2 separate regions of the Homo sapiens genome follow, and region 2 is linked to region 1. Evidence: chromatin loops called from intact Hi-C (ENCODE). Cell type or tissue: A673. All regions are shown on one strand. Links, peaks and the distances in the headings refer to the core of each region. The heading gives the core; the rest is flanking DNA.

What was found. Peaks named below come from ENCODE experiments on the same cell type or tissue, not always from the same donor. Only the 100,000 strongest peaks of a DNase experiment are listed, where the experiment ranks them.
Region 2: a loop joins it to region 1, with 5 times the contacts of the local background. A loop is called at or near these places in 4 of 110 quality-filtered maps.

What each region holds. Positions count from the first base shown.
Region 1 is chr11:36,470,985-36,483,717 of GRCh38, forward strand. No RefSeq gene overlaps it. Among named protein-coding and RNA genes, the nearest start is that of TRAF6, 33 kb to the right of the region's middle. In A673, for the core only: CTCF peaks have their summits at 7,922 (motif pointing left) and 8,123; a DNase peak (open chromatin) is centred at 7,917.
Region 2 is chr11:35,479,630-35,492,362 of GRCh38, forward strand. It overlaps PAMR1 (peptidase domain containing associated with muscle regeneration 1), which reads right to left. Exons shown (of 11, transcript NM_001001991.3): 3 at 12,416-12,544. Among named protein-coding and RNA genes, the nearest start is that of PAMR1, 40 kb to the right of the region's middle. RefSeq lists a silencer at 6,310-6,359. In A673, for the core only: CTCF peaks have their summits at 6,262 (motif pointing left) and 6,469; a DNase peak (open chromatin) is centred at 6,232; H3K27me3 peaks cover 682 bases.

The DNA of each region.
Region 1 (12,733 bases), core at 6,502-9,001:
CAGTCTAGGAGTAAGGGTCATGCCCCAAAGCAAGCTAGCAGACTTAAACACAACTATATCAGTAATTATGTATGGAGTAAACACTCTGATGAAAAGACAAAGTTAGTAAAACAAGATAAAAAATAATATGTTGTTTATAAGAAACACACGTTGAATATAAGGACACAGATTGAAAATAAAAGAATGGAAAATGATATACCATGTAAACACTAGCAAAAGAAACTGTTACCAATTTAGAATCATGGAAATTTCATAATGATAAAAGGTCAATTCAAAGAGAAGATATGAATTGCAATACAGGTTGAGTATCCCTTACCCAAAATGCTTGGAACCAGAAGTGCTTCAGATTTCAGGGTTTTTTCAGATTTTAGAATGTTTGCATTATACCTACCTACCAATTGAGCATCGCAAATCAGAAAATCCAAAATCCAAAATGCTTCAGTGAGAACTTCCTTTGAGCATTATGTTGATGCTCAAAAAGTTTTGGATTTGGGGGCATTTCAGATTTTCAATTTTTGGATTTGGGATGCTTAACCTGTACATAAATTATCATTTACTGGTCATCGACTATATGCCAAGCACCATCCTAAGTATTTCATATTCTTTTGTTTTGTGTAGTCCTCTGAGCAATTTTATGAAGTAAATATTATCATCCCCATTTTACTAGATGAGGAAATTAAAGCTCAGAGAGGTTGAGCAACTTGAACAACTTGCCTAAGGTCACACAACCAGAGAATGGTAGAGAGAGCATTCAAACCTAGTTTTGTCTGATCTCTTGCCAGAGAGCTTTTAATCGCTGCTCTGCTCTAAGCACCATACTGCCTGTGGTATGCTTGCCTGAACTAGTTGGAGAGGTCCTGTGCACACAGGAGTATTATTTAACCCAAGGGCAGGACATTCTGCAGGGACTCTTGGAACTCTGGACTGAAAAAGATACTCTGAAAAAGGTAGTCTGCCTGTCTCTCTCTCTCTCTCTCTCTCTCTCTTTCACACACACACACACACACACACACACACACACACACACACTTCTTTGTAAATACTCTGCCCTTGGGTACACATGATCCCCAAAAGGCTATCCCAATCTGAGTCTAAGGAACCTTCCAATTCATGGATCACAGCCTAACTTCTTTGAATTTCTTGTGCCAAATTCTCAAGAATCTGATTGGTCTGATTCAAGAATCATGAATCCATCCCTGATCCAATCAGCTGCTTCTAAGGAGCACCATCTCACATGGTTTTAGACTTCACCTCTGTTAAGTCTTTCCTTTGGAGTTGAAGGGGAAGGGTTCAGCAGTACTTGGGGATAAAGAGAGACTTGTCTGACCCGGGCTGAATCCATGCATGCATATGTGGGTGGCCAGAGCAGAAAAATTCAGATAATCTTTCCCAAGCAACCTCTAACCATGGTCTTTCCCCCAAATGTAAATATGGCTGAAAGAGGGGACAGGCAGCAGGCTTATGTAGAAGGGGCTTGGGAGCCCTGAGAGTGAGAAACAAATGGGCCCATCTTCAGGGTGGGAGGCGGAACATGGAGGAAACCATGAAATAAAGCACTTCCTAAAGTGGGTAGTCTGGGGATGGAGCCTTATATCTACCCTTGAGCTACCAGAGGGGCACTTTCTCTCAGAATATTGCCATCAACTGCCGCTCCTCTTACTATCTGGGCAGGTGCAACTGGAAAAGCCTCCAGAGAAAATGGGCTAAGGTTGTGGCATCTGCTGTGGTGATGGACAACTAGAATTATGTAGGGGGAGTCCAAAAAACCTATGTGTTTTCCAAGCTTCTGAGATCTCCAAGGATATTTCTGTGGCAAATAATTGTAATAATAACATTTAATACTTATTTAGGGTTTACTGTAGCCAGTTGCTAGCATAATCCTTGCTTTCTCTATATTATCTCCTTTAACCCTCGTATCAACCCAGTGAGGTAGATGCTATTATTATTAATATTTTACACATGAAGAAACTGAGGCACAGAGATGGTAAGTTAACTTGTCCAAGGCCATGGAGTAATTAATAAGTGGCAGCCCCAGAATGTGGACCAAGACATAGTTCAGCTCCAGAGACTTTGCTTTTAACTCCAATGTAAACTCCTCCACTCTTTGGAAAATGTAGTTATCCACTGCCAAGCAGAATTACAGTCACTGAGAAAGGCAAGAGCTTGCTGGGCAGCCCCTCAGAGCCCCTAGTTTCCCACAGGGAAGTTGCTCCACTCAAGAGAAATCCCTTCTGTGGGTTCCCCCAACACAATGTGTGAGAGCCATGAGGCTCAGCCCCGAAACCTGCCACCAGAAAGCCAGTGGGCACAAGGTAGGGAACCAACTCACAGAGAAATCAGGGGTCACTATTTAGGGTTTAAACCCCACCTTCTTTTTTCTCTGTTGCTCTGCTGCCACTGCCATCAGTCAGATCCTTTCTCATGCCCAGCTAAACCAGCTGTGTGGCCTTTGGCAAATCTTTTTCTCTTCTGCAAGCTATAGTTAATCATGTCTGCCTACCTTGCAGGATTAGAAGGTATATACACACACACACGTATTCATACACATATACATACACATGGCAGAGAAAAGGTTTAGGCTGTCTCTGAGTAGGTAAGATCATGAGTGTTGAGTGTTATATTGCTCTTTTTAGTTGTCTATATGTTCCTAATTTCTGTAATTGGCATGTGATGTCTTTACTATGAATAGAGTTAAAAAACAAACTTCAAAATTCCAACACAATTCATGATAAAAAACAAAACAATTTAACAAACTTGGAATAGAGGGAATTTCCTCAACCTGATGAAGGACATCTGCAAAAACCTACAGCAAACATCATATGTGATGGTGAGGGACTGAATGCTTTCTCCCAAAGATGAGGAGCAAGGAAACGATGCCTGTTTTTGCCTCTTCCATTCAACATAGTCCTGCAGATTTTAGCCAGGGCAGTCAGGCAAAAAGGAAAAACAAAGGCATCTAGTTTGAAAAGGAAAAAGCAAAGCTGTCTTTATTTCAGATGACATGATCCTTTATGTGGAAAATCTTGAGGCATACACACACCTACAAGCCCCTCTTAGAAGGAAAAGACAACTATAATAAAACAAGGTCAAAGGATATAAGATTGATGTATTTCTATATGTGAACAATAAATAGTCCAAAAATGAAATTAAGAATAACCTTCCACTTACAATAGCATCAAAAGGAATAAAATATTCCAGAATAAATTCGATGAAAGAAGTGTAAATCTTTGTTGAGGGAAATTAAGGAAGATGTAAATAGTGGGAGAGACATTTCATGTTCATGAATTGGAAGACTCAGTGTTGCAAAGATGGCAATTGTACCCAAGCTGATCTACAAATTCAATGCAATTCTGATCACAATTTCAGCAGGCTTTTTGGGTAGAAATTGAGAAGCAGATCCTAAAATTTAGGTTGAAATACAAAATATTTACAATAGCTAAAACAATTTTGAAAGGGAAGAGCAAACTTGGTGGACTTTCACTTCTAAATTTCAAAACTTATTATAGCTACAGTAATAAAGACAAAATGCTACTACCACAAAGATAGACAGATCAATGGAACAGAACTGAGAGCCCAGAAATAAATCCTTACATTTATAGTCAATTTTTTTTTTTACAAAGATGCAAGGCAATTGATTGGAGAACTGTTCTATGTTGTTCAACAACTAGTGGTGGGACAATTAGATACTCACCTCAAGCCATACAGAAAAATCAATAATAGATTGCAGGCTTAATGTAAGAGCTAAAACAATAAAAATTTTAGAAGAAAACAGAGAAGACAACTGTTGAGATACTGAGTTAGTCAAATATTTCTTAGATATGCTATCAAAAGCATGGTCCATAAAAGAAAACCATTAATTAGACTTCATCAAAATTCAGCTTTTGCAGTTTTAAAAACACCACTGAAAACCGGAAAAGATAAGCAACAGGTTGGGAGAAAGTATTTGTAAAACACGTATCTGTTCAAGGATTGCACTCAGAATTAACAAAGATCTCTTAGAAATCATTAAAAAGATGACAAACATCCCAATCAAAAACAGGCAAAAGAACCGAACATTTTATCAAATAAAATATACAAATGGCTAAAAAGCACATGAAATGATGCTCAACATCATTAGTCATCAGCAAAATGCAAATCCAAGTGTGAGATACCATTTCACATTTACTAGAATGGACATGATAGGACAGACAATAACAAATGTTGGCAAGGATATGGAGAAATGAGAACCCTTGTATATTGTTGGTTGGAATGTAAAATAGTGGAGCCACTTGGAAAAACAGTTTGGCAGTTTCTCAAAACCTAAACCTAAAACTGCCATGAGTTGGCAATTCCATTCCTAGGTATCTATCTAAGAGAAACAAAAACATGTCTACACAAAAACTTGCATGACAGTATTCATAGTAGCATTATGTATGATAGCCAAAACTGTAAACAATCTAAATGCCCATCAGTTGAGACATGCATGGATAGACAAAACAAAGCATATCTATACAGTGGAATTCTAATCAGCAATCAAAAGGAAACAAACTGCTGACACATGCTACATCATGAACAGACCTCAAAAACGTGCTAAATGAAAGAAGTGATACACAAGAGACCACCTATTCCATGATTCCATTTATATGAAATGCCCAGGGGAGCTGAATAGAATTTATAGAGACAGAAGTAGATTACTAATTGTTTGGGGCTGTGGATGGCAATGGGGATTAAATGTAAATGGGCATGAGGGATCTTACTGCAGGGATGAAAATGTTCTAAAACTAATTGATGTTGATGGTTGCACCATTTGGTAAAGTTACTAAAAATTATTGTACACCTGATATTGCTTATTTTTTAAATTGCAGTAGAATATGCATAGCATAACTTTGCCATTTTAACAGTTTTGGGTGTACAGTTCAGTAGCATGAAGTACATTTACATTACTACATGATCCACCTCCAGAACTTTCTCCATCTTTCCAAACAGAATCTCTACCCATTACACAGTAACTCTACATCCCCTCCTTCCCCCAGCTCCTGCCAACCACTATTCTGCTTTCTCTGAATGACTGCCCTAGGTACTTCATTTAAGTGAAATCACGCACTATATGTTCTTTTGTGCCTGGCTTATTTCACTTAGCGTAATGTCTTCAAGATTCATCCAAGTTGTAGCATGTATCAGAATTTCATTCTGTATGTGTGTTTTATTGTGGTAAAATATTCACATAAGCTAAAATTTAACATTTTAACCGTATTTTAGTGTAGTTTTGTGGCATTAAGTACATTCATGTTGTTGTACAACCATCACCACCACCCATCTCCATAATGTTTTCATCTTCCCCAACAGAAATTCTGTACCTATTAAACACTAACTCCCTGATCCCCTCTTCCCCTAGCCCTTGGCAGCCACCATTCTATTTTCTGTCTCTTATGAATTTTGCTACTCTTAGTGCCTCATATAAATGGAATCATGCAAAATATGTCCTTTCGTATCTGGCTTATTTCACTTGGCTTAATATCTTCAAGGTTCATCCATGTTGTACCATTTGTCAAAATTTCCTTCCTTTTTAAGGCTGAAATATTTCATTGCATATATATAACACATTTTGTTTACCCATTCATCCACTGATGGACATTTGAGTTGTTTCCATGTTTTAGCTATTGTGAATAATGCTGCTATGAATATTGGTGTACAAATATCTTGATATTGGTGAATTCTACAATATGTAAAATATACCTCAATATAGTTATTTTAAAATAAAACATCAATTCTAAAAAATTAAATTGCCAATAATAAGTGGTAGATGTTGATATTATCAATAACTTTAAGAATGGTAAATTTGATCAATGAAGTAGGTTTTAAAAAATCAAGTTAATTTATTAACTTAAGCTAATTAAATTAAGTTAGCTAAAAAATTAAGTTAGTTTTTGGGTTAAAAAATACAGGAAAGTAAAGAAAAATACAGAGAAGTACAAAGAAGTAATCCTACTTAGAGATAACCATCAAGATTACTTTACAAAAAATTACTGTATTTTAATTTTACTGGAAATTAGAAGGAATTAAAATGAAATGAAGTTGGTGAACTTTAGATGTTTATTTACAACAGAGATACTCATTCCTAATCTCTCTCTCTAAAGGCAAAAGAAGTTATGAGAAAACATTGAGGTTGGCTTGGAACACATGGTTTTTCTATTTAGATTCATGTTTCTTGATGGTCACAGTTTAATCCCCCAGGTTGGTAACTGTTTCATAAAAATCAGAGGACATTTCTGATGTTTAAACAAACACAGCACCCAAATTTTTAGATTAAAAACAAAAGAACAAAGTTCAAAAATTTAGTGAACTTTTAGGAGAAACTTCTAAGAGAAATCATTAGGGAATGGCTAGCTTATAAACAAAACACTACGAAGAGGACAAATCACTTGTTAAAAAAGGAGGAGGAAATGATTGTAGTTAAGTGTCTAAAATAAATCCAAGAGGTTATCTATCAACTCTCTATATTAGTCAGTTTTCTTCTCCCTCTGAATTGGTTCTTGCTTTTGAATATATCTGCTCCAGCCTGAACTGCCTGAATTGTCTTACCCAGAGTTGTAGAGTCCACCCATTTATGTTCTGCTGTATTCATTCACTGTATAGAAGAGTTATTTAAAACCTGAACGTGTAAGGCAAAAAGTTGAGTGGCATGCTCTTTCAATGTCACACTGGAGAAGTATTTAACAAGTCCACCCAAGGATCATTTAATTTTCTAGAAGAATGTATCTGTGTTTGACTTTGCTATTTAGATACTGTGAAGTTACATGTTAATTGTATTTTCATTTCTGGTAAGAGAGATAACTCCAAAGGTTATGATTTTATTAGCCTGCAGGACATTAACCAGTTTCATCCGTAACCTAGCAATCTAATTTTAACTTTTTTCATTTTGAAAATATTTTTTCCTGGTGGATTATATAAAGCCCTTTTCCTCGAGTGCTCTTGCAAGAATCAGCTTTCCCAGCTAATGGCTCCATCATAAGCTAACGAGCTGAATAAAACCTCTGACATGTGTCTATATTTGAATGAGTCATGATTTTAATGTTTTATCAATTATACTTTGATATAGCTGATATACCTCAACTCATACTTTCTCCTCCTATCTACTGTGCTTACTCTTTAGGTGCAGAAGAGCTACCTGAGAGCCTGTTTGAATGTAGATTCTTCCCCCTTCCAGCTCCCACCATCAGAGTCTAATTCAGGGAGGTTGACGTAGGCCTTGGTGGTTGCATTTTAATAAGCTCCTCAGGAGATTCTGAAGCTGACGGTACTCAGACTAGACACCTTGAGAACATCGCCTGGTAAACTAGGTGCTGGTGATGATCTAAGGCCATATGGATTCACACTGTTCAGAGTAGATGGAGTTAGCTGAAGTTTAACATTGTGAGGCCTGGGATGGGCTGGAATCCAACAATCCATTTTCATAAACTTTAATTTGGATGTGGTAGGTGATCTCAGGTGTTCATCCACTTATTGGCTGTATCAGAAAGCAGGTGGGGCTGGAAACCACCAGGAATCTGTATAAATAGGTTGAATCACATGACATGGCTGATATTTGACTTTTTAATTGACCTTAAAAAATATCATTTTCATATGCCTTGACGTAATAACTCCTCAGCTGTTTCTAATTCGAAGCTGATTTGGCGGCTAACTCATTAATATGACAGTTGGGACAGAAGATTTCCAATATTTGCTGAAAGTGCTTTGTAATTTTCACCAGACTTAGAGCAAAAATTTAATAATCCTCTTCCTAGAAAAATGCACCAAGTGTAACCTTTTGCATACAATCTCAGGGGGATTTATGGACTCCTTAAAGGTCCAAGGACTCGAGGTTAATCCTATTTTATAATTTTTTTTTTGAAGGCTGCATTTCCTGAAAGCTGCATTCTTTAGAAAGACTTTTGCTGCCACCTACTGCCACATGGTTCTTGAGCTGGGTTTGCTCTATTCTTGCCTTGTCAATGTCCTCCAGTTCGGAGTTTTGTAGGAGCTATAAGCAGCTATCATCTCACATCAACTGACAAGAGAAGTCCAATTCTAGGCTGAAATGGGCACCAAAAACCTATTTATTTATAATTCAGACACTGAATTGAATTATTGCAAATGTGGTGAAAAATTTGTGCACACTATGCATTGTCTAGTCTATGCACACTCTTCAGCTTATAGCTGATTCTAAGAAGGATTAAAATAAGAGTTGGAATAGAATAACAGGGCTATCTGGTTTTGAGTCTAAAGGAGCTTATTTTACAACTCTGTCCTGTACATAACTGATAATAATGCAAAATAATTGTTCTAGAAATGCAAATTATGTCTTATCCAGGAGGTTCTCTTGACTTTCTCCCTGCAGTGTGGAAGAAGCAAGTTTTGGCTCCATTTGCATATTTATTTCAATATTCCTGGTCCATAAGAGTATCTTTTCTTTGGATTCTCCTTTGGGTCAGTTATAACATGTGCCTTATTTCCTCAGAGGGAAATAAAACTTTCACATGAGCTCATTTGGTATCTGTTTTGAGAGTCATTATACTTTTTTTAAAATTATTCTTTAACAAGGGCCAAAAATAGGTATCTTTGATTCCCATCTACGAGAGGTCTACCCCTTTCTTGAAAGTGCACATTCTAATTAAGGAGATGTTCAATGTTGAAAGTAATTTTTTTGAGATGTCCCAACCCTCTTTTCCCTTTTGCTCTCATTCAAACAGTTAAGACCCTATCTCATTGCCTCAGGGGAGGCAGGGGCAAAACTAACAAAATACAACGAAGGAGTTTGTAAATCTTTCTGGACTTTGTTTTCCTAAAGCTCAAGTTCTTCCAAGAGTTTAGAGAAGTGGAGTGGGAGAGGACCTGAATATTGGGGGAAAAGAGAGGAGATGGGGTTTTCCTTCCAGAAAACGAGATTACCTCAGATTGGGGGAAGGAGGGAGAGGCAGACGCAATAGGACCAGGCCCTGAGAGGCGAGGCTGCAGGGGCTGGATGGACTGGAGCCCAGACCACATGGAATTAGAGAAAGGCTGCGCTGGGAGGGCCCTGAAAATAGGGTCCTGGGAGGTCAGGCTGACCCCTGTGGACTAAAGATCCTTGACAGCGTTCGCGTGTGTGTGTGTGAACAAATTTGGCCTCTAACCTTCCGGGCAGTCTTGACTCAAGAGGCAAGCTGCAGTCTTATAAACTCATTTGTGTCCTGGACTACATTTTAGAAGTGAAAAAAAGGGCAGAAAATACCAGAAAGCATAGAATGTGGTAAAAGGAGGTGTTTCATAAACCTTTTTGTTTCAGCTGAGTCAGTATGCATATTAATTTTCTTTCTATGATCAATCTATATAATTTTACTGTGGGTTCTGAGCCAAAGGAAAAAAACATTGCAAAAAACTGATGCTAAAGGCATTTTTAAAAGTCAAATTTAACTCTATTAGCCCAGCTGTATTCAGAAGACCTGAGCTTTCCTTTTCTTCTTTCAAAATGGCTCCAAAGGAATACCACATTAGGGCTGAAATAAATTTTACTTTCAGGTTCCTACCTATTACAAAGGCAATGACTAGCTACTTAATTTTTTTTTTCCTGTAGAGGTGGGGTCTCACTGTATTGGGGTCTCAAACTCCTGGCCTCAAGTGATCCTCATGCCTGGGCCTCCCAAAGTACGGAGCCACCACTATTACTTTAAACACTTTTGCTGGCGCTTTGTCTTACTTTACCTATTTAGCTTCAGGTTAAGTGACCTGGGGGGAAATGAAGCTAGGATCAAGACAGGCCAGACCTCCCTGGACAAGTGTCCCCCACCCCCAATACTCACATTAAAAACAAAATTCAGTCTCTGCCAATCATATTAGAACAAGTGGGAAAGTGGGAAGGGCAGGAACAATTATTTTTCAGAATTTGGGAATCTATTTTTCAGTGTGGTTTTATAATTTACCTTTCAGGAATATAAGTTCTGTGACAATCAGACTTGCTTTTCTATGGAAATATGCAAAACCCTACCCAGGTGAAGCAAAAATTATTGTGATTATGCAACATTCCCTGACAAGGTTACAAGTGTCATGGTAAAGTATTCTTGCCACTGTTGGCCCTGGTAGAACAGTTAATTTTAAAAAGGTGACAACAGAGTAACAGACATGTACAGAATAGACTAGATGATAGAAGTGTTGAGAAGTTGACCAAAAATAAGAAGTGGAATATTTTTAAAAAATTCATTGCTTACTCTGGGATTAACAACATTGGAATTTTAATTTAAAAATTAAGGTGGCATTTATAAAGTAATTACATATCTTACCAGCTTTTGTACTCCACTTAGGGAAGTTGAGTCTACTTTAGAAGAGAAAGGGGTTGACCCATAGAGTTTCCTAAAAATGCTGTTAATAGCTCCACAACAGAGGCAGCTTTGCTTAAAAACCCAATCAGGGAGTTTGGTAACTAGGGAGAAGGCAGAGACAGCCACAGCCCTTTCTGCCTCTATTTGTTGGGAATAAATTCATGGTATTTATTCCCAACAAATTCACACTTTCAATTTATCTGTTTTTCTCACTGGACCTAAAGTAGTTATGGAAGTTCCTCTCTCCTTAGGCCTAATTTTGTTTCGTAAAATGCAGTCTTTTTTTTTTTTTTAATTATACTTTAAGTTTTAGGGTACATGTGCACATTGTGCAGGTTAGTTACATATGTATACATGTGCCATGCTGGTGCGCTGCACCCACTAACTCGTCATCTAGCATTAGGTATATCTCCCACTGCTATCCCTCCCCCCTCCCCCCACCCCACAACAGTCCCCAGAGTGTGATATTCCCCTTCCTATGTCCATGTGATCTCATTGTTCAATTCCCACCTATGAGTGAGAATATGCGGTGTTTGGTTTTTTGTTCTTGTGACAGTTTACTGAGAATGATGATTTCCAATTTCATCCATGTCCCTACAAAGGACATGAACTCATCATTTTTTATGGCTGCATAGTATTCCATGGTGTATATGTGCCACATTTTCTTAATCCAGTCTATCATTGTTGGACATTTGGGTTGGTTCCAAGTCTTTGCTATTGTGAATAATGCCGCAATAAACATACGTGTGCATGTGTCTTTATAGCAGCATGATTTATAGTCCTTTGGGTATATACCCAGTAATGGGATGGCTGGGTCAAATGGTATTTCCAGTTCTAGATCCCTGAGGAATCGCCACACTGACTTCCACAATGGTTGAACTAGTTTACAGTCCCACCAACAGTGTAAAAGTGTTCCTATTTCTCCACATCCTCTCCAGCACCTGTTGTTTCCTGACTTTTTAATGATTGCCATTCTAACTGGTGTGAGATGGTATCTCATTGTGGTTTTGATTTGCATTTCTCTGATGGCCAGTGATGATGAGTATTTTTTCATGTGTTTTTTTGCTCATGGGTAGGAAGGATCAATATCGTGAAAATGGCCATACTGCCCAAGGTAATTTACAGATTCAATGCCATCCCCATCAAGCTACCAATGCCTTTCTTCACAGAATTGGAAAAAACTACTTTAAAGTTCATATGGAACCAAAAAAGAGCCCGCATTGCCAAGTCAATCCTAAGCCAAAAGAACAAAGCTGGAGGCATCACACTACCTGACTTCAAACTATACTACAAGGCTACAGTAACCAAAACAGCATGGTACTGGTACCAAAACAGAGATATAGATCAATGGAACAGAACAGAGCCCTCAGAAGTAACGCCGCATATCTACAACTATCTGATCTTTGACAAACCTGAGAAAAACAAGCAATGGGGAAAGGATTCCTTATTTAATAAATGGTGCTGGGAAAACTGGCTAGCCATATGTAGAAAGCTGAAACTGGGTCCCTTCCTTACACCTTATACAAAAATCAATTCAAGATGGATTAAAGACTTAAACATTAGACCTAAAACCATAAAAACCCTAGAAGAAAACCTAGGCATTACCATTCAGGACATAGGCATGGGCAAGGACTTCATGTCTAAAACACCAAAAGCAATGGCAACAAAAGACAAAATTGACAAATGGGATCTAATTAAAGAGCTTCTGCACAGCAAAAGAAACTACCATCAGAGTGAACAGGCAACCTATAAAATGGGAGAAAATTTTCGCAACCTACTCATCTGACAAAGGGCTAATATCCAGAATCTACAATGAACTCAAACAAATTTACAAGAAAAAAACAAACAACCCCATCAAAAAGTGGGCGAAGGACATGAACAGACACTTCTCAAAAGAAGACATTTATGCAGCCAAAATGCAGTCTTAAAGGCCCCCGGGCAGAAACCACAGCCCACACCAAGGAGTAAAATGGAACCTCACTTACCATTTCCTGAAGGAGCAAGTATTAGTTATTTCAAGTGAAAACTAGTGCCTGAAACTGTTCTCTTCCAATATAGTTAGTTACATAGTCCCCCAAATAGAACAACTATGAAGCAAAAATCTAAGTAGTTATTTCATTAAAAACCACCTGGGCCAGAAGCGGTGGCTCATGCCTGTAATCCATGCACTTTGGGAGGCCGAGGCGGGTGGATCATGAGGTCAGGAGATCGAGACCATCCTGGCTAACACGGTGAAACCCTGTCTCTACTAAAAATACAAAATAAAAAAAAAAAAATTAGTCGGGTGTGGTCACGGGCGCCTGTAGTTTCAGCTACTTGGGAGGCTGAGGCAGGAGAGTGGCGTGAACCCGGGAGGTGAAGCTTGCAGTGAGCTGAGATCCCGCCACTGCACTCCAGCCTGGGTGACAGAGCGAGATTCC
Region 2 (12,733 bases), core at 5,030-7,529, 990 kb before region 1:
AACCCAACAGGTTTAGCATCCCAGACAGTGATAGCAGAGCCAAGGATTAGATGATGAAGACCCTAAGGGCTCTCACATCAAGAGATGGTTTCGTGGAGAGGATAAAAGAAGGGGCTCTGGGGCTGGCTTCTGAATTTTCATCTTGGCTCTGCCACTTACAAGTTGTATGACAGCAGAAAAGTTATTTATCCCTCTGTGCCTGAGTGTCTTCATCTGTCACATGGCTGTGACAAGGGTTGCAATGGGGATTAAATGAGTCAGTACAGGAAGGTACTCCGAATGATGCCTGGTTCATAGTAAGTACTACGTGTTGGCTTTTATCAGGGGCTCAGGTGTTCATCAGGAACAATGACAAGTCCTCAGCTCAGCCTGTGAGTTGACATATAACCCCAATCCACCTGACTCTATGATTGTTTATTGAATTGTCTGCCTCCCCCATGACGCAGTTCCACGAGAGCAGGAATATCATCTGTCCTGTTTATACCTCTGCCTCCGCCAAGTCAGTGCTCAATTACCATAACTACTAACTGAATGAATAGTTAGACCAAAAAACCAATTCAAACTTATTTCTGTCCAAACAAACCATTTTTAAAGCCCCTCCCCACCACCCCATGTCAAATGGCCTGTCCATTCAGTTGAAAAAATGGTTGTTCAGAAAGAATAGCATCTACCACTTTGCTGCAGAAAGTCTTTCTTCACCCAAAGTTGCCAGGGTTATCACAAAACACTCACATGGAAATAGCCCTGCTAATACAACTCAATGGACAGGGTCTGGCTAGGGTAGCACAAAGAGTTAAGACTGCTAAATACTTTCAGTCTCTTTTCCCTGTGCTTCAGTTTGGTTGATTTCTATTGAACTGTCTTTAAGTTCCCTGATCTTTTCTTCTATTTTGACCAATAGGCCATTAATCCCCTCCAATGAATTTTTGTTTTATTTCAGATAATGCATTTTTCAGTTCTAGGATTTCCAGTTGGTTTCTTTTTTATTGTATTTTTCAGTGCTAGGGTTTCCATTGTGTTCTTTTAAATACTTTTCAAATCTCTCCTGAATTTCTTTTTCTTTTTTTATTATTTTACTTTAAATTCCAGGATGCATTTGCAGAACATGCAGGTTTGTTACATAGGAATACACGTGCCATGGTGGTTTGCTGCACCTATCTACCCATCATCTAGGTTTTAAGCCCTGCATGCATTAGATATTTGTTCCGATATTCTCCCTCCCCTCACTCCCCAGGCCCTGACACGCTCTGGTGTGTGTTGTTTCCCTCCCTATGTCCATGTATTCTCATTGTTCAGCTCCCACTTATGAGTGAGAACATGTGGTGGTTGGTTTTCTGTTCCTGTGTTAGTTTGCTGAGGATGATGGCTTCCAGCTTCATCCAGGTCCCTGCAAAGGACATGATCTCATTCCTTTTTATGGCTACATAATATTCCATGGTATATTATATACCACATTTTCTTTATCCAGTCTATCATTGATGGGCATTTGGGTTGGTTCCATGTCTTTGCTATTGTAAATAGTGCTGTAACAAACATACATGTGCATATGTCTCTATAGTAGAAAGATTCATATTCCTTTGGGTATACACCCAGTAATGGAACTGCTGGGTCAAATGGTATTTCTGGTTCTAGATCCTTGAGGAATCACCACACTGTCTTTCACAATGGTTGAACTAATTTACATTCCCACCAACAGTTTAAAAGCTATCCTATTTCTCCACAGCCTCACCAGCATCTATCATTTCTTGACTTTTTAATAATCACCATTCTGACTGGCATGAGATAGTATCTCATTGTGTTTTTAATTTGCATTTCTCTAATAATCAGTGATGCTAAGCTTTTTTTCATATGTTTGTTGGCTGCATAAATGTCTTCTTGTTTTGTTTGTTTGTTTGTTTGTTTGTTTGTTTTGAGACAGATTCTTGCTCCGTTGCCCAGGCTGGAGTGCAGTGGCATGACCTCGGCTCACTGCAACCTCCACCTCCCAGGTTCAAACAATTTTCCTGCCTCAGCCTCCCAAGTAGCTGGGAGTACAGAAGCATGCCACCACACCCAGCTAATTTCTGTGTTTTTAGTAGAGACAGGGTTTCACCATGTTGGCCAGGCTGGTGACAAACTCCTGATCTCAAGTGATCCATCGCCTCAGCCTCCCAAAGTGCTGGTATTACAGGCATGAGCCACCTTGCCTGGCCATAAATGTCTTCTTTTGGGAAGTGTCTGTTCATATCTTTTGCCCACTTTTTGATGGGGTTGTTTGTTTTTTTCTTGTAAATTTGTTTAACTTCCTTGTAGATTCTGGATATTAGACTTTTGTCAGATGGGTAGATTACAAAAATTTTCTCCAATTCTGTAGGTTGCTTATTTGTTCTGATGATAGTTTCTTTTGCTGTGCAGAAGCTTTTTAGTCTAATTAGGTCCCATTTGTCAATTTTAGCTTTTGATGCAATTGCTTTTGGCATTTTCGTCATTAAGTCTTTGCCCATGCCTATGTCCTGAATGGTGTTGCCTATGTTTTCTTCTAGGGTTTTTATAGTTTTGGGCTTTATATTTAAGTATTTAATCCACCTTGAGTTAATTTTTGTATAAGATGTAAGGAAGGGGTCCAGTTTGAGTTTTCTGCATATGGCTAGCCAGTTTTCCCAGCACCATTTATTAAACAGGGAATCCTTTCCTCATTGCTTGTTTTTGTCAGGTTTGTTGATGATCAGATGGTTGTAGATGTGTGGTGTTTTTTCTGAGGTCTCTGTTCTGTTCCGTTGGTCTGTATGTCTGTTTTGGCACCAGTACCATTCTATTTTGATTACTGTAGCCTTGTAATATAGTTTGAAGTCAGGTAGTATGATGCCTCCAGCTTTGTTCTTTTTGCTTAAGATTGTTTTGGCTATATGAGTTCTTTTTTGGTTCTATATGGCATTTAAAGTAATTTTTTTCTAATTCTGTGAAGAATGTCAATGATAGTTTGATGGGAATAACACTGAATTTATAAGTACTTTGGGCAGTATGGCCATTTTCACAATATTGATTCTTCCTATCCATGAGGATGGAATGTTTTTCCATGTGTTTGTGTCCTCGCTCATTTCCTTGAGCAGTGGTTTGTAGTTCTCTTTAAGAGGTAGTTAATGTCCCTTGTTATCTGTATTCCTAGGTGTTTTGTTCTCTTTGTAGCAATTGTGAATGGGAGTTCATTCATGACTTGGCTCTCTGCTTGTCTATTGTTGATGTATAGGAATGTTTGTGATTTTTGCTCATTGATTTGGTGAATTTTTCATGTCTTCATCCATTATAGTCATCTTTTCCTGTCAATCTTTTAGTGCATTTATTTTAAAGTTATGTAAAAGTTTCTTGTTTGAAAATTTCCATTTCATCACCCATGCTCTATTTCTTTTGACTGGTTGTTCTCTTGAATGTAGATCTTATTTCCTTGCTTGTTCACAACAAGAGATCTATTGTTTCCTTTGATTGCAAACGCCCTCTCCTCTATTAGGCTGGTGGGAGAACTGATCAGGGATGAATCAGTTTGACCCAATCAAGGGTTAAGCTGATTTGGGGCAGGACTGAAGCTATAATCTCACCAGAAGAGCCTTGAAATTCAAACCCCATAAACCTAAGGAAATCTCTCTTTGATTTTCATCTCCTCCTTCCCCCAGCTTCCTGCACTCCTGTGACTACAAGACTGGGAAGCTGTGAGCCCATGAGACTGTGAGACTTTGAGACCACAAGCTTATAAAGCTGCAAGGTGACAACATCCCAAGATCTCCTGCTTCGTAGCCTCATTCCAGCCTCTGCTTGCACAGGCAAATTCCATTTAATAAAATACTTGGTGGAGAGGATTGTCTTTGCCTTGGAGTCTCTTCTAGATTTAAGTTCAACTGGTCAGCCCATAGATTCAAAAGTTTTCCTGTCTTCTCCTCCTCCTTCTCTGGTAGGCCCCTTCCTGCACTTGCCCTGCCCCCAACCGCAGCAGCTGCCTTCAAGTATGAAGCATCCCGAATCTCTTGCTCATCCTGGAAGAATTCACCCCTCTGGAGTTTAAATTCTTTTAGATTTCATATTATGGTTTTAATGAAAACTGTTATTTTCTTTGGTTTAATCTAGTGATTTCTTACTGTTTGAGCAGGAGGGAAGGTCTTTCACATCCTTCTATACCTTCACCAGAAGCTGAGCTATGATTGATGAGTTCTTTAACAACATAAAATCCTCTGCAAAGATTTAAACATGAATTCTCTGTGGTCAAAGAGCTTCAGCACATAAAATATAAAATACTATTTGCCATACAATACTTTGTCTGGTGAAGACTACCTCCTTGTGCCCAGTGTGTATTCTCTAACCTTAAAGGCTTCTCTTTTATTATCTTTCTTCTCTGGCCCTATATTGATTTCTTCCCCTGCCACCCAAAACAACAACTAACAAATAGAGCTCATTTCATGGCTCTGGATTATAAGAATAGCATCCACCATTTATTGAGCACTTACTATATACCAGACTCTATCCACCATTTATTGAGCACTTACTATATACCAGACTCCATATTAAGGGATTTATAGACAGTTCTTCACTTAATCTTCACAAAAACTCTCAAGGCCACTATGAGGATCCCAATTTTGTAAATGAGGAAACTGAGATTCACAAAGATTGGGTAACCTTGCCCAAAGCCAGGAAAGAAACAGAGATTCAAATCCAAGCCCAGGCTGCTAACTGCCACCTAATACCATCCCCAGTTTGAATCGACCTGAGCATTGTTCTTTTTCTGGGAGCATCAGGACACAAAAGTCTGGAGCGAGATGAGGCAGCTTTCAGTAACTCCACCCTAGGCGATTCCGCAGCTCCCCTGGAGGGCAGCCCCGAAAGTCAGTAACACACAGCTTTGTAAGCCTTCTCCCCACTCCCCTTAAGTTTGCTCTTAATCATTCCTACTTATGGCTCAGGAATCGGCCTGCACAAATCCTCTTCCTCTCCGATAACTCACCCTACAAACATTTTTGGGCATGGCTTATGGCCAGTTCCTCTGTTTCTCTGCCTCTGTCCAAAATATGACTAAGAAGATAAATGTATTAAGGACCTATAATCTCTCCCCATAAATCCTCTCATCTGGGTTGCTTTCCTAACCTCCTTAGATGCCCAGTATCCTTCAGGGACTGAAAGGCTGGGATCACTGCCATGCCAGCTAGAAGTGTGGCATTCTGGGTCGCTCTTGGGCCCTCCTGCTGCTCATCTTTTTTGATGGCCAAGGAACTCAGCCTAGGGCCAAGCTAAACCAACACCAGTCCAGTGGTCAGCAGTGGAAGTCAGCAGAGTGGTTCCACTTCAGAACGCAACTTTTGAGTTTAAGAAACCCTAAGAGGAAGCCTTGGTTTCGACTTTGGATATCAGCACCTCTAATAGCCAGCACCCAAATCGCAGTTCCTAAATACAATTTCCCACTATAAGAAACCAGGATGCAGGGAGAAATAGCTTGTTTCAAGACCTGGGCATAGAAAATCAAGGTGAACTTAAAACATTTGAGGGTCAGGGGTAGAATGCAAGTAAGTGCTCAAGGAGAAATGAGGTGCAGCCTGCTTAACGGGCCAAATCTGAAACAATCTAAGCATCAAAAGAAAAATTATGATAACACTATGAAACAGAAAAAAATTAAAATTCATGAGTCTTAAAGTGCAGAAAAAGAGAGAGAGAGCCAGATGTTGGAGAATGATAAAAAGTGGCAAATCCTGGAAAGGAGCATATGGATGTATACTATTCTTTCAACTCTCTGTAGAATTGAAGGTTTTACATTAAAGAGTGGAGAAAGGTAGAAAGAACAGCTCTTTTTTTAATGGCGATAAAGTGCCAGTAGCTCTTAGTCTGGATATTCTGAGATTACTAAACCAATCTTTCCTGGGCAGAAAGATGTGAATAAGTTCTCTCCTGGGCTCAATAGCCTCAGGCCGTTTGCCCATCCTCCTGGATAATACAACCTGCCAATGGTTATGCATGAATCAATTCCATAATGAATTTTAAGGTTGTCATTAGTTAGGTTAGTAATATAAACATTGTCAAGGACAGTGAGCAAATAAAGGTGCTACTGCATCTGTTCAGTGCCAGATGCTCTCTAACCCACATATAAAACAGCTCTGATCCTTCTGGCACTTGCCCGCCACTCCTCCCTCCTTCTAAGGCTCTGTATGGTACTCAGGAAAAAAAAATGCCCAGGCTCTTCAGAGACACTCAGAAGGAAGCGCCTTCAGGATAACGTTGTCTGAAAGGATCGCTTGGGCGCCATCTAGTGGGAAAATGCTTGCACTGCCATGGGGCTCCGGCGCTGTGTCCCAGCCATATGTAGGCGACCCTTAACGTAGGCAGGCAGCATAGTGCTCAGCACCAGGCAGGCATTCAACAAAGAGTGAAATGAATTACTTCTTCCTATGAATTCCCTACACATTTATTTAGTGCCAGTATGAGGTGAGGGTGATAAGAACCTAATAACATCATATTGATGTCTTCTTATGGTCAAGCACTGTTTTCACAGATGGATTGTAAACTCATTGCGGAATCATTGTGTTCCCTGGTGACCAGCCCAGTGCTCCATAAGAAATGCTCCATCAGTGCTCATGGCAGTGGTAACATACACTGTGTGGAATGAGGCTCTCAGAACAAGCATAACGTAATTGAACAAGCAAAACTGAACCAACACAGATCGGATAGAATCTGACCATTAGTTTGTTTTTTCAATTTCATAGCATTGACCACATTCTATTTTTTTAACTTTAAAAAAAATCTCCTCTCTAAAGCGCAAGCTCTAAGATGTCAGAGACCATGCCCGTCTGGCTTATCATTGTACATCCAGCACCTAGAAGCATCCATTCAAGAAATATCTTTTGACTGGATGGGTAGATTAATGCACGAAGGTGTGAGCTCTCTGTTCTGCCTGCCTAGGTGATAGACTGGTTGCTCTGAGCCAGTTCTGCTGTCCTTGAGAAAGCCTGGACCCTCAAATGGACACAATCACCAGCCCAATCAATGAGGCTCCATAAACAGCGTCTTACACCAAGGTGCAACCCAAGATTTGACCAGTAGGTGCTATTTAAAAAGACACATGCTCAGGATTTCTGAATATTAATATTTTCTGTTTCATAACATTTGGGTGACTGCTATCCTTGTTTTGTTACCATTTGCTGTATTGACTTCTTGCATGCAAATATTCTTTCCTTCCTGTCCCCTGCACCCTGAACAAACCCCCTTACTCACATGGAGCGACTGAAGTATTGTTTAGAAATATTTATCCACCCCTCTTCCTTTGGGATGGCATATACTTCCCTACTTCACTCATTGGGAACTTAGCCATGTGACTTCTTTTGGCCAGTGGAATATGGGTGAGTGTGATGTGCGCAGAGGCCTTATGTGCACCTGTGTGTTTGGCTTGACCTCTTGTGCTTCTGCGACCCACCCTGAGAAGAGCATCCCCTGATGGTTGCTGTCCCTTCTGCCTAAGCCCTGCAGCCTGGAGCACAACCAGCCCAGGTCAGCCCAGTTGAAATCAGTGGAATGCCTGCCAACTCACAGACCCATGAGAAAGAACAAACATTTGTCCTTTGAGATTGTTAGTTACCCAGAAAAAAAAAAAAAAAACTGAACACTTTATCACCACCATCCCTGAAAGCTTCAACTTAGAAACTCTACTCTCTGACCATAATACCCATTCCACCTATGTGTTCCATTACTTCATTACCACCAAGCCTGCTTTTCCACTTAAGACCTCCTGTCCCTATTGCCCCTCTACCAGGCTCTTTCTGATTTCATGTCCTTCCCAGCTGGGATCCTTGGTCAGTCATGTCTCAGCTTATTCTTGGATCAACAAAACAACTGGTTTTACTCCCTTCTGCTGCTGCACTTCCAGAGAGCATCAGCCAACGTCCTAACTGACTGCATCACCTCCCTAGGAACTCTGGCTTCGACTGGGTCCTCCGTCTCGCTTGGATATGCTTTAAGCTTAACACCAGCTGGTGCCTTTTCTTGTTCCTCAAGTGGCTGCCCCAAACCTTTGGTACTTTCAAGCCCCAACCTCACTTCTACTCATTCTCAGCAGATATTTCACTCCCTACTTCCCAGAGAAAACGGGAGAACTCACCAGCAGGAGGCAGACTAGGACTGTGGTTAAGAACAAGAGTAAGGGGTCTGGAATCGTCCTGGGCTTTACCCCAAAGTGTACGGCCTCAGGCAAGTTACTTCACAGCTCTGAGCCTCAGTTTCATTATCTATAAAATGGGAGTATGTATTTTCATAGGGTGATTGTACAGATGAAACAAGACATGGCACATAAAGTGCTCAGCACAGTTCCTACCATATAATTACTAACAAACAAGATATGCTACCTATAAATAATTCTTTTCCTCCTGTCTCAGCCTAGGACAGAAAAGGAAGCTCCCTCTCCTTTAACTCTCACTTTTGTTCTTGATCTCATAGGAAGTTCTTCTCCTTCAGGATAACATGGTCTTAACTTCTTCAGTTAGTCTTACTCTAATATGTAATATTTTTAATCTCTCCTACTGACACTTTACTCACATTAGCTTAAAACCTGTTTAACCCTTTCCCATCTTTTTTTTTTTTTTTTTTTTTTTTGAGAGAGAGACAGAGATGAGGTCTTGCTCTGTTGTTTAGGCTGGAATGCAGTGGTGTAATCATAGCTCACTGCAGCTTCAAAATCCTTGGCTGCAGAAGCGATTCTCCCTCCTCAGTCTCTTGAGTAGCCAGAACTACAGGCATGCACCACCATGCCTGGCTGAATTTTTTTAATATTGTGTAGAAACAGAATCTTGTTTTGTTGATCAGTCTGGCCTTGAACTCTTGTCCTCAAGTAACCTGACTGCCTCATCCTCCCAAAGTGCTGGGGTTACAGGTATGAGCCACTGCACCCGGCCTTTCCCATCTTAATTGGTATTTTTCCACAGCTGTTTATTTACTCATATAAACTATCACCTTAATTCTCCCCTTCCTTGCTTGATTAAGCTTATTTAAAAGAAAGTTGTCTGTATTCTTTTTGTCCATTTTTCACACTTCAAATCTTGCCTTTTTTTTTTTTTTTTTTTTTTTGGAAACTGTCTCACTCTGCCCAGGCTAGAGTGGCAGTGGCATAGCTAATTTTGTATTGTTTGTAGAGACAGGGTTTCACCATGTTGCTCAGGCTGGTCTCGAACTTCTGGGCTCAAGTAATCCACTGCCTTGGCCTCCCAAAGTGCTGGGCTTTCAGGCATGAGCCACTGCGCCCTGCCAAATTTTATATGAAACTGCTATTGCTCAGGTCACCAATCGCATGCTAGCCATCAAACACAAAAACCTCTTTACTGCCTTCATCCTATGTGACCTTTCTGCCTTTGAAACACTGCCCCCAGCTTCCAGAACCCTACTCCTTCCTGGTTCTCCTCCTATCTCTCTATCTTTTCCCATCTCCTTCCTGGTTTTCTCTTCCTTTCCTTTTACATCTGTTGCTATTTCCTCTGCCCATGGTGCTCTGTTCACCTCATGCTTCCATCTATAACAGCCATAGGCATATCTCAAGTCTCCAAAATTCTCTTGAGCTCCAGGCACTTATTTCCTACTGTCTGCAGAGTCTCTTATAGATGTCCAAATTCCAGCTTATCTCATGTGGAACTCACCTTCTTTCCCCCACCAAACCTCTTCCCTTTTATTACTCACTTAACAGCATCAACTTCTAGACAGTTAATCAAACTAAGAATTTGAAAGGCAAACTCTTGAGATTCCTTACCCCATTCTTCAGTGAGTCTTGAGTCCTGTCACTCCTTCCTTTAAGCTCTTCTCACTCTAGTCTCCCTTCTTCATCCCCTGAAGCGCTGCAATCGCACTCCTAATGGCTACCTTTGGATATGGTCTTCCTCCACTCCAGCGGAGTTATGCTACAAGAGTTATCTGTCAAATGGTACTCCCCAGATTAAACCATCCTTCATCTCAGAACCATGTCTAAGCTCTGAGCCCTGGAACACTATGCCCTTCATAGTCAGGGCTTGCCACCCCAAGACCATCACCTTGCTCTAATCATACCTCATGTCACATGCTTCCTTGAACACACCTTGCATTTTCACACCCTGACCATACTATCCCTCTCCCTGAAATATCTTCCTGCTCTGCCAACTGAAGAGCAAAGGCATAGCTCAACCTTCACTTCCTGTCTGAAACCTTACCTCCCTCTCCCTGTCATTAACTGTTCTGTTAGCTAGTTCTCAGAGCACTTGGTCCATCCTCTACTTCACCACTCTTCCTTGGTTCCCCACTGCACTTGCAATAGCATCTAAATTCCTTACCTAGCTTACCTACCTACAAGGCTGTATTAATCTGTTCCCACACTGCTAAGAAAGACATAGCTGAGACTGGGTAATTTGTAAAGGGAAGAGGTTTAATGGACTCACAATTCCACATGCTGGGAAGGCCTTGCAATCATGGCAGAAGGCAAGGGAGAAGCAAAGGCACATCTTACATGGCAGCAGGCAAGAGAGCTTATGCAGGGGAACTCCTGTTTATAAAACCATCAGATCTCCTGAGACTTATTCACTACCATGAGAACAGTATGGAGGAAACTACCCCTATGATTCAATTATCTCCACCTTGCCCCACCCTTGACACATGGAGATTATTACAATTCAAGCTGAGATTTGGGTGGGGACACAGCCAAACCATATCAAAGGCGTGATCACACTCCTGCCTACCACTCCAACCCCATCAAATCCCCCTTTCCCTCTCATGTGCACAGAGAAAGAGCACTCTTCCATATGACCCAAAGCAGGGAAAAACCCAAAGTGATCTTACATAATCCAAAGGTCAATGTGAAATCTAAAGCTGTGCACTACAGCTCTAATTACAACTATCTCAAACTATTATTGAAAGTAGTTTTGTCAGGCATGGTGGCATGTGCCTGCAGTCCCCGTCACTTGAGAGGTTGAATCAGGAGGATTGCTTGAGCACAGGAATTTGAGGCCAGCCTGGGCAACATAGTAGGACCCCATCTCGGAAGAAAGGAAAATAAATGAAAGGAAGAAGAGTAGTTTTATTTCTGAATCACCTAACAATTCAGTAATTAAGGGGCATATAGGATAACAGTGACATATTTATTGCATTAATTGAGCTTTTACTATTGTCAGAGCACTAAGTGCTTCACACACATTATCTCATTTAATCCTCAAATCAACCTTATGAAGTTGGTAGCATTATTCTCCTTTTTTATAAAAGGACACTGATATTAGCAAGGTTAGATGACTTGTCCAAGGTCATACTGGCAGTGACAGACAAAATCATTATTTAAACCTAGGTCTGTTTCATTCTAGAGCTTGTATTCTGCTCATTATGCAATGCAGTCTCCATAAATCAGCTGCCAAAGAAGACCAGGGTTAAATCTTGCAGCTAACCTACCTGGAACATAATCTGCCAGGTACTGAATTAAATTTACGAGAAACCACCTAAAATGGCATCGAAGTTTTAAATCAGCAACGAAGACCAACACTTAAAAAGTATCTGTATTATGGATAACTGAACTCCCCAGTTCACCTGGAAGTGCCAACAAGCCCCTTCTCCTCCTGGTATAGTTGAGTTTCTCAGCTGCAGACCATATACTCATCCTTAGCCACAGAGTCTTGAAACTGATGGTATTTCAGTACAGATTTTATCAGTCAAAGATACCAACCACACTCCATCCTCCCTCTCTGTAAACTGGAAATATCATTCATAGGAGTAAAATTAGACTGCAAGACCATTCTAACTGCTTCTGATTCAAGTTGGAAGCATATGGAATAAGTTAGTGAAATAAAAGCAATTTGTACATTGCTTGAGATACAGACTCTCAGAGGGACATTCATCATTCAGGGCACTGTCGGGGGGAATCTTGGACTGAACGAGAGATTAGATTTCCTCTCCATTTTCAAAGAACTGTTGAAACTCACAGAACTCTAATAAAAACTAAGTAATTCTTTCAGATCAAGCAGATCCCAGAAAGAATCTCTTTCCTCGGACAAAAGGCATGCTAGCAATTTGCTGTGGGTTGCAGGAATTTAATTCAGGATTCAAGAAATTTACCAACAGAAATTCATACGTACAGTGCACTACAGACAACATTTCTGAAGACTTATTCACTGTTTGCTGACCAAGGCTACCATGCAATTGCTTCTGGAATGCATAAAGCAGAAAGCCTTGGCCTCACTTAGGAAGAGGAGATTGAAGAGTAGACATAAACCTCCTGTGGCCAAGAATTCAAACAAATGTTCACAATCCACACCTTGCAGATGGAAATCCATCTTTGTTTTTATAGTTTTACCTAGAAAGCCCTCTGGCTGCAGGCTTTCCAAAACTCAGATTCCAAGGAGATAAATTTTGGTCCATTGTAAGCTGAGACTTTAAGACAGTGTGCACTAGAGATGGAGCTAGGTCAAGGTCTACTTACGCATGCAGTCTCCTCCGTACCAGCCTGCTCGGCACTCTGCACAGTAGAACCCCTTCACATAGAAGTCATCCAAGGTACCCCCCCATGAGCCATTTCGGCAGCTCTTGCAGTTTTCAAAGATGGTACAACCTGAAACATTCCCAAGAAGAGGAGTGTTAGGCCAAAGCACCTGCGAGTTCTGATCAGCTGCATGGGAGCACAACTGCACCTTCTCAGGGCCCTGTCTCAACTAAGAGCATCTGGGCCTAGAAAGGTGTCAGAGCCCAGAGGAAGAACCTCTCATCTCAAGGAAACTGCTAGAGGCACCAGAATTCAGAC